4 separate regions of the Mus musculus genome follow, and regions 2, 3 and 4 are each linked to region 1. The links are chromatin loops, found by intact Hi-C in ENCODE. Cell type or tissue: gastrocnemius. All regions are shown on one strand. Region 1 holds the start of Yaf2 (YY1 associated factor 2). Region 2 holds the start of Zcrb1 (zinc finger CCHC-type and RNA binding motif 1). Region 3 overlaps Gxylt1 (glucoside xylosyltransferase 1). Region 4 holds the start of Gxylt1 (glucoside xylosyltransferase 1).

Evidence for each region. Peaks named below come from ENCODE experiments on the same cell type or tissue, not always from the same donor. Only the 100,000 strongest peaks of a DNase experiment are listed, where the experiment ranks them.
Region 2: it touches region 1 in a loop (2.5-fold over the local background); 14 of 42 quality-filtered maps call a loop at or near these places.
Region 3: it touches region 1 in a loop (2.5-fold over the local background); 17 of 42 quality-filtered maps call a loop at or near these places.
Region 4: it touches region 1 in a loop (5-fold over the local background); 17 of 42 quality-filtered maps call a loop at or near these places.

The regions. Positions count from the first base shown.
Region 1 is chr15:93,333,786-93,338,785 of GRCm38, forward strand. It overlaps Yaf2 (YY1 associated factor 2), which reads right to left and starts at 3,150. Exons shown (of 4, transcript NM_024189.6): 1 at 2,972-3,150; 2 at 2,555-2,680. The coding sequence starts at 2,997. In gastrocnemius, a CTCF peak has its summit at 2,586; DNase peaks (open chromatin) are centred at 2,337, 2,652, 3,184 and 3,663; H3K4me3 peaks cover 2,665 bases; H3K27ac peaks cover 2,578 bases.
Region 2 is chr15:93,396,432-93,401,431 of GRCm38, forward strand. Zcrb1 (zinc finger CCHC-type and RNA binding motif 1) reads right to left here and starts at 1,903. Exons shown (of 8, transcript NM_026025.3): 1 at 1,732-1,903; 2 at 739-824. The coding sequence starts at 822. Pphln1 (periphilin 1) reads left to right here and starts at 1,919. Exons shown (of 9, transcript NM_175363.4): 1 at 1,919-2,030. In gastrocnemius, a CTCF peak has its summit at 2,103; DNase peaks (open chromatin) are centred at 862, 1,558, 1,923, 2,612 and 1 more place; H3K4me3 peaks cover 2,468 bases; H3K27ac peaks cover 2,180 bases.
Region 3 is chr15:93,262,906-93,267,905 of GRCm38, forward strand. All of the region lies in intron 1 of Gxylt1 (glucoside xylosyltransferase 1), which reads right to left. Among named protein-coding and RNA genes, the nearest start is that of Gxylt1, 9.8 kb to the right of the region's middle. In gastrocnemius, CTCF peaks have their summits at 134 (motif pointing right) and 3,010 (motif pointing right); DNase peaks (open chromatin) are centred at 88, 3,007 and 3,598; H3K27ac peaks cover 327 bases.
Region 4 is chr15:93,271,623-93,276,622 of GRCm38, forward strand. It overlaps Gxylt1 (glucoside xylosyltransferase 1), which reads right to left and starts at 3,557. Exons shown (of 7, transcript NM_001357006.1): 1 at 3,254-3,557. The coding sequence starts at 3,459. In gastrocnemius, no CTCF peak of the experiment used is centred here; DNase peaks (open chromatin) are centred at 2,338, 3,694 and 4,856; H3K4me3 peaks cover 2,742 bases; H3K27ac peaks cover 2,242 bases.

The DNA.
Region 1 (5,000 bases):
ACAGCGCGTGTGTGTACATACACGTATGTAAGTATACAGCGCGTGTGTGTACATACACGTATGTAAGTATACAGTACATGTGTGCACATACACGTATGTAAGTACACAGTACATGTGTGCACATACACGTATGTAAGTACACAGTACATGTGTGCACATACACATAAAGAAGAAAAGGCTTCAGACATCTAGAATAGCTTAGGCTTGCCTTCGTGATTGGCAGCTAGAACAGATTCAGTTCAGAGGTTGTTCTGACCCAAGGGATCCAAATGCTGGCTGTGGTCACACAAACAAGTCATTAGCAAGCTGTGTCCCTGTGTGCTGCAGCTGCCCCCTCCCTGCTCTCCTTCCATCCTATCTGCCAACAGGCACATCAACTGGGGGAACAATGTCCCCCGACCACTCAACTCTTGCCTTCCATCTGTGTCCCAGTCCTTCACCTGGTTTCCTGTCACTCCTAAGAGGAAACACTGTGCATGTAACCAGCATCTACTTATTAACAAGGCCATGTTCTACTGATCCATCCAAACACTGTGCATGTAACCAGCATCTACTTATTAACAAGACCATGTTCTACTGATCCATCCAAACACAGATCTCGGGGCGGGGGGGGGGGGGGGGAGGGGGGGAGCAAAGGGAAATGTAACAGACAACAGAGAAGTTACAACTCCTGCCATTCACTTAGGGGTAAAGTCAAAGGAGACAATTCAGAGAGAGAGAGAGGAAGAAGCTCAGAGGGACACCGTTCTGAGCACCTACTTTTAGGAACACGGTGTCCCTTAGACTTCTGGTGAGGGGCCCAGAGCCTCTTCAGTTTCAATCCAAATGACAATGCTTCTCTGAGTCCTCCTCAAGTAATGTTTCCACCACTAAAAATTGGATCTACTGGTTAAAAACAAAAACAAAAACAAAAACAAAAAGCCAGGGGCCTGCAGGTGGGTCTCAGGCCTCTCTAAAGCAGGCCCACTTCTGTTGTGGGCCAGCTCCCCTGTGTGCTACAATCCTCCTTCTTCCAGGAGTCAGGGACTCAGCCTGGTGCTTCTCTTCTGAGTGTCACCACCTACTCTACTTCTCGGGGCTCCTCTAACCCCAAGACTGGCTGTGGAGTAGGACACACCAGCTTGCCCCCATCCTTGCTGTCCCTGCAAATAAACAAATAGGCTCTTCTAATCCAGTGTTCGTCTAAAAGTATGAGAGGATACAAGTAAAAACAAAAGCAAAAAAAAAAAAAAAAAAAAAAAAAACCCAAGTCAAATGATCTCCATATTGCTCATTTACAAATACACATATATTATACACTAAGCCGTTTCCATCCTTATATAGACATATACACCGTGCTTTCCAAAACACTTAAAACGTGAGTCCAGAAATAGCAAGTAGTTTCTCTTTTTAGAATCTTTCCTTGAACTTAAAAGGGATTTAAAACCTTGCTTTTTAATAGACACCAAGAAATACTAAAAATATTGTATTCAATGTAAATGAGAATTCGTAGTAAAAACCTATTGAGATTTATGACAGGTATGTCAAAAACAACCAGTATTGTAGAAACAATAAAATCCTGACATGTCTCTACACTTACAATGTTAGTAAAATTCTATAAACTGAGTTTTTAAAAAAAAAACAGGATACATCATTTTTAGAAATAACTTTGACTATTTAGAATGTCAAAATTATACAGGCCCTCTGTTTCAAACAGAAAATTCCCCGTATTCTGTAATCATTTGTATTTGAATAGGCTTCATAGCAGCAAAATAAATGCCTTACTTAAATATTGCTACAAATCACTGTAGAAGTGGATTTAAAGGCGGCCTTCCCAAGGGAACTATGACCAAGTGGAGACAGATCAAGAATGCTACTGAGTTCGAATTTCCTAAATTTAACTCTTTTAAATGGTTTTTTTTTTTTTTTTTGGAAAGACAATTATAATACTATATGCCTACCATACAACAAATCCAGGGCCGGCAACAGACAAAGATCATGTCATCTCGTTTGTGTAAAAATATCCAGGCACTGGAGTAAAACTGCGTTGCTGGGTTCACCTCCCAACCAACTACTTAACTGTAAAAAATTATTACAGAAATAGAACAACAACAAAAAAAAACCCAGACGCGAAACCTTGGCCTGACCCTTTCCGGACATCCGTTACTAAGAAAGTTTAATCCATTACGATCCTACAAGCGATACTTTTTCCCCAGGGGGACCGAGTGACATCGCGGCCTTTCCTCCGTCCCCTCCCCCGCCCCGGCTCCCCGTCCCCGCCCCCTCCCCGCACACTAACACCACAATGCGACCAGCGATCACGGTCTCTGCGCCCGGCTGGGGAGGGGGCACCGCACCGGCCACGCATGGAACGGCACGGCACGGCAGCGGCCGGCGACCCCCATGGATAATTCATCCTCCGCAGCAGGCGCCACCGCCGCCGCCACCGAGCCCTCGCCGCCAGCCGCGGCTCAGCCGGGTCGCGCCCCACCGCGGCCGCCGCCTGGCTGGCCGCCCCGCCGTCCCGCGTCGCGCGGGGGGCCCCGCGGGGGATCCACGGGCGCGCCGGACTCACCGGGTGGAGGTGCCCTTCCGCACATCGCACATCATGCACTTGAAGGCCTCGGCGCTGTTCCGGAAGGTGCAGACACTGCAGTCCCAGTAGCCCTCATCCGAGGCGGGCTTCGGCTGCCGCTTCGGCCTGCAGGACACAACCGGACACGACGCAGCGCGGGGTCAGCCGCAGGCCGCGCCCGGCCCCGCGCCCCGCCCCGCCCGGCCCGCGACCCCCGCCCCGCCCGGCGCCGCGCGGGGGAGGGGAGCGCGGCCGCTGACCCCGGCCGCCATCGCGGCCCATTGTGGGCAGCCGCGCGCCCCGCCGCGCCGCGCCGCACCCCCTCTCCCCACACACACGCGCGCGCCCCGCGCCGCGCCGCTCCACGCCACGCCACGGGACCCCGGGCCGCGGGCGCTCCGCCGGCGGGCGCCCTACCTGGTGGGGCTCTTCTTGTCGCCCATGCTCGCTGCCGACGCGCGCCGGTCTGTCAGCGCCGGGGTGAGGGGCCGGCGGAAGCGCGGAGGCGAGGGGGCGGGGAAGGCCGCGCCGCGAGCTGCAGCCGCCGCCGCCGCCGTCGCCGCCGCCGCTGCCGCCGCCGCCGCCGGATCCCACGCAGCCTCCAGCTGTCGGGGAAACTCCTGCCTGCGCGCACGTGACCCGCGCCGGCCAACCAGCGGCCGCGCCGGAGACTTCAAACGCGGGGAGCGCGGCCCAGCACCGGCGGCGAGTTCGCGGCGCCGCCTCCCTCCAGCTCGCCCGCCCGCTGGCTGCCCCGGAGCGCTCCGGCCGTGGCTCGCACGCCCCGAAGGGCGCGATGGCAGGCGCCCGCAGACACGCGTGCGCCCGGCGCGGCGGGGACTGTCATCCTTCCTTCTGGGGAAGCGACCCAGAGGCTCGGGAGAGGTTCGGTGCCCTGCTCTAGCTTACATAATTCAAACGTGACGAAACCAGGGTCTGATCCGGTTTTAATTGCAGCGGCGTCCTCCTGGCCTCACGGGGCTCTGCAGTGGCTTGTTATAAAACGGACGCTCGTGAGCCTACGTAAGGCAGACGAGGTTGCTTGTGCCCTGGACACCACCTCCCCGAGTCTCCTTACTCCAGCCTGTCGGGGATACACACCTCGCCTGCTAGACCCAAACAGCCATCTCGCTGGTCCTTGAAGCTCTGCTTCCCACCTCGCCGATCTGGCGGGTACCCCACAACCAGAGTTAGCTTGACATCCCTCTGATCGAGGGGCGACTTTAGCATGCCAAGTCGGTGAACCGTCATCAGGAAAGCTGCCCCTGAAGAAAGGAGAGATGAAATCCATCCCTTCTCGGAGCCCTGCCTTCTTCTGCCTTATTTGGGTGTGCTGATGGAGGCGTTGTAGCCTCCGCATCAGGCTTAACTAACTGAAGGGGACCCAGTTCAGGCACTGCGTACTTAACAGTTGATCTGACTGTGTGGCTCCTGGGATACTATAAGGTTGTTTAGAAAATGTATCCAGCTGGGCCAGAGCAGGATGGAGCAAATTTTCATCATGATACTCAGAGTGAGATGGCAACTAAAAACTTGAGGAGTTAACTGTTTAGGAAGTCCTTAATATTTTGAACTATATCGTCTGTGGGTAATTGAAACAGGAAAGCAAAACTCCAGCAAAAGGGAGACTACTGTATTGATGTGTTACTTACCAAACAAGAGTTAATAACCAAACTGGAGGATGCTCTCCTTTTTATCATTGGGAATATGATATTAATTGGGGTAATTAAGAGGGAAATAGGCTTCAAGCTTCTGAGAAAAGAAAGTCAAAATGAATTATAGCAGAACGGGTGGGAGTATACAGCTCAGAGATGGAGCACTTGCACAAGGCACTGAGTTACTAGAAATTTGGAAAAGCATTTAAAAGATTGTTTTATGTGGGGTTTGCTTGGGTGCTTAGTATTACTTTATTTTTGCAGAATAGAGAGTCTGACTTAGTTGAGTGTAAAAGTTATATATTAGAGGTTGCGTTAATTTTCCAAGATAAAAGAGGCTGAGTGGTTTATGCAATGGAAATGTTTTTTCCCATAATACTGGAGGCTCCGAGTAGAAGATAAAGATGTCAGGGCTGCTTTCATCCAAGGCTCCACTTTGCTTGCAGATAGCCATCTACCTAGGTCCCACCTTCAAAGGGACATCTTTGTATGTGAGTGCCTGTATCCTAATCTCTTTTTATCACTTCTGCCTATGCCATGCTCTCTTATAAGGACGTCACTCATTGGATTAGCACCTACATTAATGATCTCTCTCTCTCTCTCTCTCCTTATATAGGCATCGGTGTTTCTCCTCCATGTATGACTGCGTGCGTGTGATGGTGTTGAGTCCCCTGGAACTAGAGTTACAGTTTTTTGTTGTTGTTGTTGTTGTTTGGTTTTTCGAGACAGGGTTTCTCTGTATAACCCTGGCTGTCCTGGAACTCACTTTGTAGACCAGGCTGGCCTCGAAC
Region 2 (5,000 bases), 63 kb after region 1:
ATATGCTTATAATTCTGACTAATTATTTAATACACAGAAATAACACCCTCCCCCAAAGGCTTTTAGAAGATCCCATCATATGCAGTCTAATATTGAAATTGTGGGCCAGACATTTAGCAACATTGGATTCCGAGGTCCAGCAGTTTCCTATGGGATTATAGCTTTCTAACGGGTTCTCCATTGATTCCTTAGTTCATGTGGTACTAGGGAATCAACACAGGGTTTTGTGCACGCAAGACAAGCATCCTACCAACTATACTTCACCTCCAGCCCCCAGGTATGTTTTAAATAAGGTTATTTCTTATCATTCAGTCTAAAATCTCACCTCCAAGCCTAATTCAGTATCTCTTTTCTCTTTCGTGAGATGGGGTCTAAATTGTCCAAGCTGATCTTCCTACCTCAGCTTCCCCTGTGCTGGGGTTACAGGTGTGTGATAACTACTCTAGGCAAGTGTTCCACCACTCAAGTACAGGCGGCAGAGGAAGGCAGATCTCTGAGTTCTATGATAGCCTGTTCTACAGAGTGAGTTCTAGGCCAGTCAGGCACAGAGAAACCCTGCCTCGAAAAAACACACAAACAACAAATTCTCTTTGGGAAATTAAAACAAAATTGAAAAATTTCCCACTAAAATTTGCAGAAGATATCAACTAAAAATTTTCCCAGGGAGCAGTATTTTTGCTTAAGCTTCAGATTGTCTCTAAAGAAAGAATCCATTAGTTAGATGTACATACAACTTACCCGGTATAAATCATTGTTTGTTAGGGAGAAAGGCAAGTTGGATACATAAACTGTGCTTTTACTTGGCGCCAAGCCACCGCTCATTTCTAAAACGGAAAAAAAGGAGACATTGGGAATCTTACTCCAAGTAGAACCAAACAAGGACCATCACTGACTTAATTAGGGTAGAATTCCTCAGGCTCCATTCATTTAAAGAGATTAGAGTACCAGTGTGGGTAGGGTGTGAATTACCATATTCCTTTTCTAGCAGCGGGTGTTAAGCCTTTTAGGGCTGCGGTGCGATTGAAGAGGGGTTTTAGAGAGATGGAGAAGCCACAAGGCTATTTTTAACGCCTTCTTAGGGTAAAAGCGGAAAAGATGTTTCCCAAGGATTCGCCCACCTCCGAAAGGGACACCTGTCTACCCCGCCTCTTTTGTTCTTGTTTTTAAAAAAACTCCTGTATCTACGTCTGTATATATGGATTACTGATATAGGTAGGCCATGACGACAGAGACTCGGTTTTGTTAAGCTTGGGGTAGTTTCACATTTTGATAAAGTTCTTTAGATTTTTAAATTTCGTGCACAACCAAATCATGAAATGACACTCTATTACATGGATTACCTACTTTGAATGGGACATTAACCTGTATATTTATCAATGTGCTTAGTAATCAACGTCACTGTTAAAACTCTGCAAATTACAGGTGAAACGATCGCGTCGGTCGGCAGCAAGTGTTAAGAACCCCTATGAATGACAATGGACCCGGCACCCCGGAGGGCGCCCCGCTGGCCCAGTAGGAGGATTATTCAAAAAGCCTTAGCTAGCCAAAACCTGCTTGTCGCGTTTCCAGTTTCTCACTCTGAGAAATGCTAACCCCGGCTGGACGTTCCTGGGGCCGGAGCTGGGGTCAGGGTCGAGGCCGAGGCCGAGGCCGAGGCCGAGGCCGAGGCGGAGGCCGAGGCGGAGGCCCGGGCCGCGGCCGTCTCCTGGGCCCGGCGCCGTGGGAGCTTACCTTCGGCGCAGAGGCGAAGCGGAGAGGATGCGAGCCCGCGGCGGCTTCACCTCCGGCTGCCTTCCGCGGCGCGCAAAAGCGCGGGCGTCCGCGAACGCAGCGCGGTGCAGCGCTCCTTCCGACTCCCCCAAACCCCGACGGCCCCGGGCCGGAGGCTGGCGCGCCGGGCGACGTCACCGCGCGCGCCGGAAGTGCCTTTAGGGCGAGCGGACGTCTGGCTTCGCGGGTTTCACCGGCGGCTGAGGCGGCGGCGACAGAGGCGGCGGCGACAGAGGCGGAGGCTCAGCAGTGGGACGTAGGTGAGCGAGTGGCTCTCCGCAGAGGCGCGAGGGGCGCATGCGGCCGGCGGGCGGGCGGGCGGACGTTTCCTGCGGCGATGGAGATGTGCTTTATTCTGGACTCCTAGTGGAACCTGGAGAGGGACTCAGTGGATGCGGGAGGAAAGCGAAGTGTGGAGGAGAGTGAGACCCAGGTTCCGCTTCTCGGCAGGAGTTTAGTAAGCAAAAGGGGAGTTCTCAGCCAGGCAACTTCAGTGACGCCAGGTCAGTCAGGAAGTCTGGGTTTTTATCTTATTTTTTATTTTTTGGACCTAACCGACTCTGTAATAGGCACTTTGAGAGACGGACAAAAGAGTGCCAAAATAATCCACTTGCTGTTGAGAATGTCAGTGTGGCCGGGGAGACAAAGCCCACGTGGGGACAGTTGGAGTCACACAGTGACCCATTCTTGAGTACTGGCACGGACAGATGTTCAGCTCCATCGTCCCGTTGTTTATTACTATTTTTTCCTTTCTGAAAATATGGAATGGGTACGCACTGATTATTTTTTTGTTTTCCGAGACAGGGTTTCTCTGTGTAGCCCTGGCTGTCCTGGAACTCGCTCTGTAGACCAGGCTGGCCTCGAACTCAGAGATCCCGCCCGCCTCGCCTCCAGAGTGCAGGGATTAAAGGCGTGCACCATCACCGCCCGGCTACACTGATTATTCTTTAAGAGCTCGTCGTTTCTACAGAGAAATCCGAATGCTTATTTTGCCCGGTAGTTTAAACTTAACTTCTACCCACCAGCACGTACAGACCAGGCCTGTAACTACTCCCTGGGAACCTGCGTGTCAGCAGCCCGGAGCCCAGAGCCTGTCGTGGAGCCTGCACAATCAATCCTGACTGAAGCGGAGGGACGAAGTGCAATCCACCCAGGGCGCCGCTGAGTTTTGAGAGGCATTAATTCCTTGGCGTCCACCAAGGGACCACTGGGACTAATTCTCATGGCAAACTTGTGGCCAGCCCAAACTCCCAGGCTTCACATCCCGGTTGTGCTTGGTTATCGCCCACGATGTAAGCCCCTTTGGTCTTCTAATTGTTTGAGCCTTAACTCTCCGCGCTGTTTCGTGCTTCCTCTCGATTTGGGGGTACCACTGCTTCTCCTTCCTTAGTTCACCCTGAGCGCATCGTCTGTGCTCCTGGAATCTTATTTTGTCTGCTTAGCAAACACTTATTAGCCTTGTTTTGAAACTGTCTTGCGTTTTCTGACTCTTTAACAAAGCTGTGGCTTTTGCCTTTAAATTGAACTTTTTTTTTTTCCCCTGACATCTGGGTTTTAAGATTTGGTGTTGCTCCATCTGTATCGAATTGATTGCATTTCCTTGATTTTTTTTTTCTTTCAGTTTTTGTTCTCATTTTTCCTTTTGGTCCTATGATTTCCCTGCCTTCTACCTCTTTCTATTAATATAATCCCCATCCCCTACCCCCCATCCCCCCAAGCAGGGCCTAGAACTGGTGATTCTCTTGTTTTGCCTCAGCCCTCCTACGTTCTGATTACTGGCCTTCCTCGGGCTTAGCCCAGCTCTTATTTTTGAGTAGTCTTTCCCTAAGTTCCCAAAGTTAGGTTCTTCTAAGCCCCCTCCAGCAGGAGCCAATTGCTTCCTGATTGTGTCTTTCATCTTGAATTTAAATTAAACGCTGAGGGTGGGAGTGTTTGTTTTGCTTATCCTTGGAATGCTGCTGCTGTTTGCCGTTTTTAGAGGTTTTAGGTAGTGAGTGAGTGGGTGGCAGGATCCGGTCAGGTCATCAGCTACTTAGGAACAACAAATGGCACATGGGTAGTTTGTGTGGAGTGATTTCAATGTTGCTAGGTCATGCAGTCTATTCAAGAAATAGTTCAAATACAGCCCCCCCCCCCCCCCCGTAAATTGTCTCAAATTAAACAGAGATCTGCCTGCTTCTGTCTCTCAAGTGATTGAAGGTGTGTCCTATACCCACTCAAATACTACTAACCCCCCCCCCCCCCCATCTCAGCCTTTTGTCTGTGTAGCATCTGGCTGTCCTAGAACTCATTTTGTAGACCAGGCTGGCCTGGCCTTAAACTCAGAGATCCAACTGCCTCTGCCTCCCAGGTGTTGAGACTAAAGGTTTATATTATGCCAAACACAAGGTTTATATTTCAGATTTTTAAGTGTTTTTTCAGATAAAAGTCACACGTTGCCTATTAATTACTACTTTTAGATCTTTTAGGTGTTGGGACAGTCTGGTGATGTGTTTTTAGAGAGTAACAGCTTTGTGAACTGAGCCATGGGTATGGATGGAAATTGAAAGAGAATAGGAAGACTTTGGAGAGATCCAGGCTAGCCAGTGTGGGGCTTGAGACACAGGTAATGCTTTTTGCCTGGAATAGGTTAGGTGAGACAATTACCAGAGACTGTGGAGGGTAGAGAAGTCTGAACTTAGGATTTCTACGATTCTTGATTAAGGAAGTCACTCATCACGAATATACACTGGCAACTGCTTGATTCTTTGTATTCTGTGAGATGGAGGGTGAGGCAGGGAAAGCATGCTCATCAGATAAGATTTTAAGTTCTACCGATGTGAAGGTTTGGATTCATAAATATTAAAACACAGGTAAGTGTCTGGCATTGTCTGCTCATATAATTTTATCACATGCAATGGACAGTCAAACTTCCTCAGTATGTAGTACAATACATTGGGGATCATAAAAGAAACAATTTAAGCATGTTGTTGACATGAAAATACCTCATTGTGGATTAGTGTTTATTCTGGAGCCAAGTGGTAGTTAGTGTGGTCTGGAAACACAGATTCCAGGTACTGCAAATAATTCCATGTCCTAATACGGCAACAGTTTCATGAAGGTTTTGTTTGTTGTTTGCTTGTTGTTGGGTTTCTCTGTGTAGCCCTGGCTGGCCTGGAACTCACTCTGTAGACCAGGCTGGCCTCGAACTCAGAAATTCGCCTGCCTCTGCCTCCCAAGTGCTGGGATTA
Region 3 (5,000 bases), 71 kb before region 1:
CCCTTCCTTGCCCTCTCACGCACTTAGGAGGGGCTTATGTCACCAACCAAGGTAAGATTTTACTCATTTTAGTTTTGTTTAACAGGGCATCCACGATTTCTGTTTTCCTACGTGGTCTCCACTGTCACTGTCCACAAGGTGGCTCACAACCATCTGTAACTCCAATGCCCAGGATCTGACACCCTGTTCGGACTTCTGCAGGCACCAGACCACACATTTGGTGCACAGACATATATGCAGGCAAAACACTCAAACACACAAAGTAAGTCTAAACAACAACAACAAAATTAAAACATCACACCAGGCAAGGAGCTGTAAGCTTATAGTTCCAGCACTTGGAAGTCAGAGGAAACAGGATCCAGCCTTGGCTCCAAAGCAAGACTGTCTCAGGAAAAACGAAATCATAATTTGAGAATCTCCAATTCATTCAGTTGCTTAACTGGTCCACACATAGAGTACATCCCAGAGTCAGGAGTCAGGAGCAGCTCAGCTGTTAACTGACCTGTAACAGTCACACTTTGCTCTGCACAGAACCCTGCAGAAAATGTTAACAAACACTATACACCTTAGAAGAAAAGAAAAATGTTCCTCAAGGAAAGAAAATGAAATCTACCTAAAAGCAGACTCAAGAAGCAGTCATGCTTACAATACCTGGACTCAGGAGGTGGAAGCAAATGGTCAGGAGGCCAGCGTCACTCTTAGCTAGACAGCAAGTTTGAGATCTGTGATCTATGATCCACAAGACCCAACGCTGTCTCAGAGACAACAACAAAGCAAAACTAAAACAGTTCACCCGCTCCCCACACGTTACTAAGTACAGCTTGGCTATGGGTGTCACACTCTGGTAGCATCATGCAGACTACAGCACGCAAGGTGACAAGATGAAGCATGCAGTCTCTACCCCTCAGCACCAAGAACAGAAACAACTGCAGAAGAATGAAAAGAAATCCACTGGAAGCTTCTACGTTGCAGGAACTGATGGCTAACGTTTACTAAGCTTTCAGAGGGAAGCAGCCATTCTGGTAATTCTGGCCCAAGTGAACAGTGGGATTGTCATCATGCTCTGGAAATGTGCTTTATCTGAATTCAATAGCAAGATAAATGCTACCAAAAAAGAGTTTTAAAATAAAACCTATTTTCCATATAACAAGAGGAAATCTCTAGATAATTCAAAGAACACCAACGGGCTCTCCTAATCCAGGAGAGAATAATATAAGCAGGAGGCACAGCACTGCCTGCCCATGGGCACAAGGACACCTCAGCATGGCAGGGACTGGGAGCTGGGCACACAATCCTGGGGCCCAGCAGGATCCCGCAGACCACTCACAAAGAGAGGAGCCCTGGACTACAAAGGGGTTAGATTTTGTTGCAGACAACAGGGATCCAGCTCCCTTGGCAGGCTTCCTACCCAGCCACCCCTCAAGTCCTTCTAGATAGCTCTCCAACTTCCTATGTCCTAAGCTACTGACTGGAGTAGTAATGGATGGTTTTGACTGTCAACCTGACATAATGCACAGTGAACAAGAAGGCCATCTCAGGAGGAAAACTGCCAAGGTTAGATTGGCCTTCAACTGCGATAGTTTCCTCTCATCAACTCCTGACATGAGGCCTTCACGAAATGTCAAGTCTTGTCATTCTCTACCCAAGGTCACTACTGCAAACATTACCAGGCAAGCTCTGAAACACAAGAGTGTCACCATCCTGACTCGAGAATGCAGTAACTGGCATGGTCCTGGCAAACAGTGTGAGTTTAAATTAACCATTACGTAGTGAGCCTCAAACTCTCTTGCTCTCAAAGGACAAGTCAGGCCATCCCAGGTTCTCCTCCAGCAATGTCTCAGGACTGTGACTGCCTTACCTACTCGTATCAATACTTGATTCCTCCCTGAAGGCAAGAGCAGGATGGGATACAATCCAATACAGCCTTCCTCACGCAGTGACTTAAAAGGTTACACTCCTTCAGTAAGGATGTCTTTACCCTCCGCTTCCCCTAACACCTCCAGGCTAAAGATAACACAATCCTTCCTTAGCTGTCACATCCCCTCCAAGAGTGTTGTAGCACACTACCTTTTGGGTTTTTTAATATTTTATTTATTTGAGGCGGGTATACACACACAGTACACACATGGATGCCAAAGGGTCACCTGCAGGAGGCAATCATCTTCCTCCACTATGTGTCCTGAGAGCCAACGCAGTGTGAGGCATGTCAGCTCCAGTATCTTTACCAGATGAACAATCTCACCTGCCCCAGGATTTATAAATACTGGGTACTAAATACCCAGTATTAAAGATTCTAGCTTTAGATAACTGCATGTATAAACACACACTATCTGTAATGTCTAATGGAAGCCTTTTATCATCTTGTCTACATAAATTGTTGACTTGACACAGCTTAAGAGTCATCCGAGAGCAGAACACCTAGATCAGAATGGCATGTGGGCATGTTTGTGGGACTGTCGTAATGAACAGTGTGGGAGGTACCACCCAGAGGTAGGAGGGCCTTGGCTCTATAAGGGCAGCTGAGGTAAGCATGCAAGAAATCCAGCAAGCAGCACTTGTCCATGTTCCTGCCTTGAGTCCCTCCCCTGCCGTCCTTCAGAAATGGACTGTGTGACCTGGAAGTACAAACCAAATACACCCTTTCCTCCCAAGCTGCAGTAGTCAGGATATTCTATCAACCTAGAACACACCTAGGTATCAATTTATCAGTTAAGCTCAACCACAAATTCCTCTAAAAGCTATAGCTTATCTTAATAACATTTGGAAAAATTGAGCATTTACACATAGTATTATTAAAGTTAATAAGTAAAAGATGAGAAAAGGAAGAGAAAACCCAACCAGAAAAATCAACTTAGTTATATGATACTGAAATACAGGAAAAGAAAGTTTTATACAGTGAAATGTTTGATCATCTACTATCTAATCTTACCTACTCTCATCTACTAATTAAATATTAAGGGCCTACCTAAAAGCCGCTTCCCAAAAGCAGTTCATTCCACAAACATCAGAGGGCAGCATCCAATAGGGATTCCAGTAACTCAGAGAGAACTCTTTACACCTGACAGTGGAAGAAATAACAGGCCTGGTGAGCATTCACATTAGGCACTACCGAGGAATTTCCTGAATAACAATCACTTTATGCTCAGCTTTAGAGCAACCAAACTGAAAACCCAATTGCTATAGAAAAACTGAAGCATTTTCAGAAAACCAATGTCTTCTTAGGGCTCAAAATTTTAAAAAAACCCACTAGGTGAGAATATCTTATGAATAGAAATGTTTTCAGGTCAGGAACTCTTTGGAAACATTAAGATCTCCTCCCTCTGACTAAGACACCGATACATCTTATCTTTTTCTTCTTAGATTATGGGTACTATCTTAGAAAATTCATTTCACCAACATCTGTTTATAACAAAAATAAAATGTCACAAATGCAGGTATAATGGGAGAAAAGAATCATTAAATACATTCCAATTGATTGACTGAAATTACTCATGCGGTGTTTCAAGCTGGCCACGAGACCCGGCGCTGACAGCCTTCACGCCTACCCCTGCTTCGCTGCGCTGCGCTGCGCTCCAAACGCTGAGCTGAGGACACTGCAGCTTTCCTCCTAAGGCCGGAGAAAAGCTGGCTCATGCTGCAAAATGGTTCACGGTCACTGCCTTCCAATGCAGCCATCTGACGCTGACCACCCTTAGGGACAGAGTCGGGCACGTCAGTGACCTAGGACACCTCATCCTAGCAGCATGGGGCTCTGTCTTCTCCATGGAGTCAATTAAAAGTTACTATTCTGATATCAAAAGATCTATAAAATGTCAGACTTGCAAAACTCTTGTGTCTAATGTCCCACAAACCGCCTTGATCTATGATCTAAGACTGGAGTCCTCAGCCGGAAGTCCTATTACCATCTCTAGGAAAGGTGCATACCAGACTAATGATGAAATACGACTCTGGGACCAGGGTCTGACTGGTGATCTTTTAGATACTGCCTGTTGATTTCTGTACACTATTGTATAAACAACTACAGCACGAGAATGTTAAGATCACTAGGAAAACTTGTACTGTTACACAAGGTTTTCCTGACAGATATACCTAAGCCCACAAAGTTATATGTCTTAATTTTAAAAAGTTAGTCAGGAAAATAAATGTGTGTCTAATAATAATGCTTGTCTCTTGATTAGAAACGCCCTTTCTTATAGGCAGCCAAACTCAGTGGTACCCTAACTAATAACATATATTTCAAATTGTGTCAAATTCAAGTGCCTGAAGATCCATTTAATAAGCCTCACAAACTTTTCAGATAAAGACATTTTCAGTGTTATTTTAACAGTTTATTTACAATCAACACCTAGCATGTACCTTTGTTCTTGGCCAGGGGTAGCGGTGGAGGTGGGAAGGGTGGGCATGGGGGACTGGAACTAACCAGATTATTCCATGTCTCCTGTCAAACCGCACAACAGGGTAACAACGGAAATGAAAATAGAAATCTCAGTTTTCCAATAAAAATTACTTTGTGAAGTTGGGTGTAACAATGCCATTTTCTTTGCAGCTCTCACTTGTTTTAGACAACAAATCATTTGTGCATTGTTTCCAAAATCTGTCTGGTCCTAAGGTCACTTATTAGACCGACAGATACAGGGTCCTAGCCTCTACCTCATTAACCAAGCAGCAGCAGGGTAACTGAAGTAACCAAGGCCAAGCCTGAATGAGAAACAGTGTAGCAAGTGTAGCAAGCAAGCGTCCACACGGGACTCAGGAGTGGAGCACAAGCCTGGAATTCTGTAACCCCAGAGCATGACACAAGAACGCTCTGGTTACAGCCCCACCGAAGAACTGTTCATCAGAAGTACCGCCACTGGCTTGTCTACTATGCATAGGTATATGGACTGCTGGACCCGTTCATCCCCTCAAACGTCTAATGAGTTTTAATCTTATAAAATTTTAGAAATACACAAAGGTCTTCTCTGGATTTTGCTGGTGTCAAACAATGAGGTCAAAGTTCA
Region 4 (5,000 bases), 62 kb before region 1:
AATTTTATCATACACTTTCCAAGAGCTGGAGAGATGGCTGAGCAGGTAAGAGCACTGACTGCTCTTCCAAAGATCCTAAGTTCAAATCCCAGCAACCACGCGGTGGCTAACAACCAACTATAATAAGATCTGACGCCCTCTTCTGGTGCATCTGAAATCAGCTACAGTGTACTTATGTATAATAATAAATCAATCTTTGGGTCAGAGTGAGAAGGGACTGAATGAGTGGGGTTGACCAGAGCAAGCAGAAGTCCCAAAAATTTAATTCCCAACAGCCACATGAAGGCTCACAACCATCTCTACAGCTACAGTGGACTCATATAAATAAAATAAATAAATGTTTTTTAAAAAGATATACTTTCCAAACAAAAACTATGCAGGGAGAAGAATTTTAATAGAAATAAGTATTTAGCCGGATGATGGTGGCGCACACCTTTAATCCCAGCACTTGGGAGGCAGAGGCAGGCAGATTTCTGAGTTCGAGGTCAGCCTGGTCTACAGAGTGAGTTCCAGGACAGCCAGGGCCACACAGAGAAACCCTTTCTCGAAAAACCAAAAAATAAAAAAGAAATGAATATTTATACTTTAAGATCTCTAAGCCAAAACTACACTGTTTTGTGAGATGAGTATCTCAAAAAGCTCATAATATTAGTTACTAGCTCTTCCTAAATACTATGCTAAGTATTTGGGCTGTTTTTGTATGCCTCCCTCACCTGAAAATCCTCCTGTCCCATGTGATGACTGACGTCAGGGATGGATGGGGCCTTCGGTGATTAGACCATAAGGGTCAGTGCCCCAAGAATGACATTACAAGAAGCGGCTATAGACCTGCCTGGCCATGTGAGCACACAGCAAAAAGGTGTGAGAAACAATGTATCACTGCTGTTTCCATCTGCACAGACTGTAAAAAGGTGTGAGAAACAATGTATCGCTGTTGTTTCCATCTGCAGTCTCAAGTTTTGCTACAGCAGCCCACATAGCACTCAACAAAGCTATGAGAAGCCACGGCAGCGTCCAATAAGCTAGCGTGCAGGTGTGGCCCTGGCGGCACAAGCCTCACGTAATGACACAGAGTGAGGGCCTTCCCTCCCTAAGTACTCTTACTTTCTCCAGCACTCACTGCCCCAACTCCCTTTCCTTCAAAAACAGATCCAAGGAAGGGGAAACAGCAATGCAAAGACATAATGGTCAAATCTATCTCTCAACTGTCAGCGCTTCTCAGTGTTTGTCTGCATTGTAACAATAGCTCATGGTCAAAACACAGAATACTGGCATCCTAGTTTACCAGGTTTCTGACTAGGTCCCAAAGAATAAATTTGCTTCCCAAAGGGGGGGGGGGGAGAGATATATGCTTACACCTGAAAATTAAAACAATCACCATATCAGCTAGTTTTATGGTGCCAGGTACGGCACTAAGCAATCTATGCAACTATGTCACTTCAGTCCTCACAAATGTTCCACATCTAATCAGGAAGTCACACACCCAGTACGTGGCAAAGTAAAGTTGGTGACTCAAAAGCCCTCTCCGTCTCTCGTCTTTACATTCTCAGTAGTATATCCTACCAATGTCGACACGATTCAGCAAACATGAACTGGAGGTCTAGCCAGTCTGAAAAGAAGTGACGATCATTTCAGAATGTGCGTCAAAAATATCAAGCTGTTGGTACTAAACATAGGTAACTCTTGTCGATTATACTTCAGTGTAGCAGAGAAGGAACCCTGTGATCAAGGGCGCCTGCAAAAGTGACTGGATGGAGGCACGGGTTTCTCCAACTGACTCTACTACTCTCTCTAACTCCTGGAGGGGTTGAACTCGGCACCTGACAAGGCAAGTCCCTTATGGCTGGGATACAAACTCAGTCCTTGGTCTGTTGAACCTGGGTCTCATTATGCAGCCCAGGCTGGCCTGGAACTCCCAATGAAAACCAGACAGGTACTGAATTTTCCATCCTCCTACCTTACCTCCTGAATGCTGAGAATACAGGTGTAAGCCACCAAGCCTAGTTTGAAATAATCGTTTCAAATAGGATATACTAGTTGAAAGGAGATTTCTCTCAAACACTGTCCTTACCATTTAAAAATGTTTTCCTTCCAAGTTGGATTTTTTTTCCCCAAATACTTCTTATGTAATTCTGGGCAATTAATACTTTTGTTTTGTTTTGTTTTGTTTTGTTTTTTGAGACAGGGCTCCTCTGTAGAGCCCCGGATATCCTGGACATTGCTCTGCGGACCAGGCTGGCCTCGAACTCAGAGATCTGCCTATTTCTGCTTCCCGAGTGCTGAAATTAAAGACATGCACCACCACCGCCAGGCTTTTAAATGTGTAGCCCAGGCTGGCCTCGAACTCATGGTCCTCCTGCCTCCGCTCTCCTCGGCAAATCCTACTGGGGGTCTGGGGGTGTAGGTTGTAGGCAGTGGAACCTGAGAGCACACCTATACCCCACATTTCTCTGACTACAATCAAACCATAAACCAAGAGCTCACTATCTCCATGCTAGCTTCTCTTTTACCCGCTTCCCGCTGGAAAAGACCATCAACTCTCAGATGCTACATAGACAACAGCTCAAAGTGGATGTACTCTTTTTACAATTCCTGTCTTCCACTCTCCAATTAGTTGGTCTCAGAACTGCCCAAACACAGGAATCCACCAAGGAGGCAGTGCGAATTAAGTAAACTGCCCAAACAGTTTTCCATTTAAATTTCATGATTCTAACCGTGGCAGTGACTTATGCAAATCCACCAACTCATTATGCTGTGTTATAAATATTCATTTCTTTTTTTTTAAAGTGATTTCTTCATACCTTACTCCTCCCATAGATATAAGCATATTAAGTATCACTCATGTTTCTGAACTTCCTTTACGTTTCCAAAAAAACGAATATTTTCAAAATAAAAATTCACAGCTCGCTTTATGCCACATCCAGATTTCTTTAGCTACGGCTACTGATAAAAAGCTAAGATTTAGGCGGAAAATTTAGACACCTGGGAGGTGGAGGGCTCAACTAGGGCGCCAGCCTGATTCTCAAATTACTCAGCTTCGACTCCATGGAAACAGGAGGGAATCCCACTAGCCGCAGTGTAATTAGGATTTTGTGGGACACCACTTACTTCCAACGAACCTTTCAGAAAGTTGCAAAGCGATTCAATTTCTAACTGGTCTAACACTGAATCTGAAGCCAGCCAGCCAGTGCTCGGTGATGGAGCGGCGCGTCCGGCCCTCCCAGACCTCCACTCCCGGCAATGCGGCTCATACCTGCCCGTCCGGCCCGGGCCCGCGCTGCCCGCGCCTCTCCCCGTGCCGCGTCCACCGTCCGCCAGCCAGGAAACTACCGCGGCCTGCGGCCTGCGGCCCCCGGCAGCTCCTTCCTCCAAGGACACCGCGAGCTGGCTGAAGGCGTACAGCAGCGAGCAGAAGCCGCAGGCCAGGCACAGCCCTACGACCCGCAGGTAGCGCCGCATCCCGGCCCGCGCTGCCGCCACCGCCGCTGCCGCCGTCACCGCCGTCACCGCCGCCGCCGCCGCGCCCGCCCGGGCGAACTACGAAGAATCGCAACGCGCAGCCGCAGCGTGACCAGCCTGGTTCCCGCCCCTCCCCGCTCCGCCCCTCCGCCCGAATCCCCGCCAGGTCCCACTCGGTCCCATGCCGCCCAAGCCCAGCACCCCACACGACACGCCCCTAGCCCTGCCATGCCCCGCCCCGCTCACAGCCCCTCCCACATCCGGCGCAGGCCCCGCCTCTGTTTCAAACCACAGCCCCTGCCTGGTATTGTCCCGCCTCCGGGCCACGCCCCAACGCCCGGCCAAGGCTCCGCCTCCGCAGCGCACCCGGAAGCGGAGCTGAGCGCTGGCGCTCTCCCGGCCTTCACGCCGAGCCTTGAGATGGATGCTGGTTCCTCTTTACAGATTGCCCGGCTCTGAGCTGTGGACAAGTGTAGCGAAAGAAGCAGGGCTGTAGGCCCTTGCCCTAAATCTGCGATTTTTCTTTGCGCAGTTTGTGGCGCTGGGCAACTTGAATTCTCAGGCATCGCTGCGTTGACTAAAAAGAAACCGTGGTTACCGCACTTGCTAACTCTTCCTCGACCCATCCTGCTCCTCACGGACCTCAGCGTCGGGTCTAAAACATCTGTGCTTCGTGGGATGTCGTAAGGCGGCGGTAGTGCAATGGTGCTTTGCTTGCCCATCCACACAAGGCTGGGAAGGCAGCCTTATTAGACGTTGCTGACAAATCATTTGCATACCCAAAGCAAAACTGGTCCTCTCCAAACCCGGCCTCCCTTCCTTCCCGCCACACTCCACGCCTTGAGCTGGGTCACGCTGAAGCCTCGTAGGGACCTAGGGACGGGGAGGAAGGCAGATATTGAGAATGTGCAGCTCGGGGACTTTGGTACGGGAGACCTGTGGACGATTTAACAAAGCTTAAACTCTATGATTATTCTTAGTCCCTTAATAGGCTTTCGTTGACCAATCGTGTCATACCCAACATACTTTTGGCTCAAAACCTTTAAAGCAACCTCATCGAATCAATGGTTTCCACCATTCTGAAAGCTTAAAATGTCATTAGATGAGATCTGACACCTGTCAGTTTTTCCTGTTTGCTATAATCAATCTGATGGTCCAACCGGTATCTGGAAACTGCCTTAACTTCTGACTTTATTCTGTATTGGAACGTGTTATTCCACCCAACCCGAATCCATGTTCCCAGGCAATACACACGCCATTCACATCTGGTGCAAAAGCTCTTATTCCCTTTTGAAGAAGGCTGTTGTACAAAGACAGGATAGCCACCGGGTGTGGACACGCCCCAAAGTGAGTCGCTTGTACCTTCCAGTTAGTATAGCAGAGTATTCCTGAGCGAGGGTGGCCCTCTTAAGAGAAGGAATTCTAGACTGAGCGAGCAATGAAAGCGGCTCTCGTATTCAGGAGACTGAGAAGCGCGATGCCAGGATGAGTCCGCAAGAAAGGACTCGGGGAGTGGTTAAGACTGCAGAGAGGGATAGCAG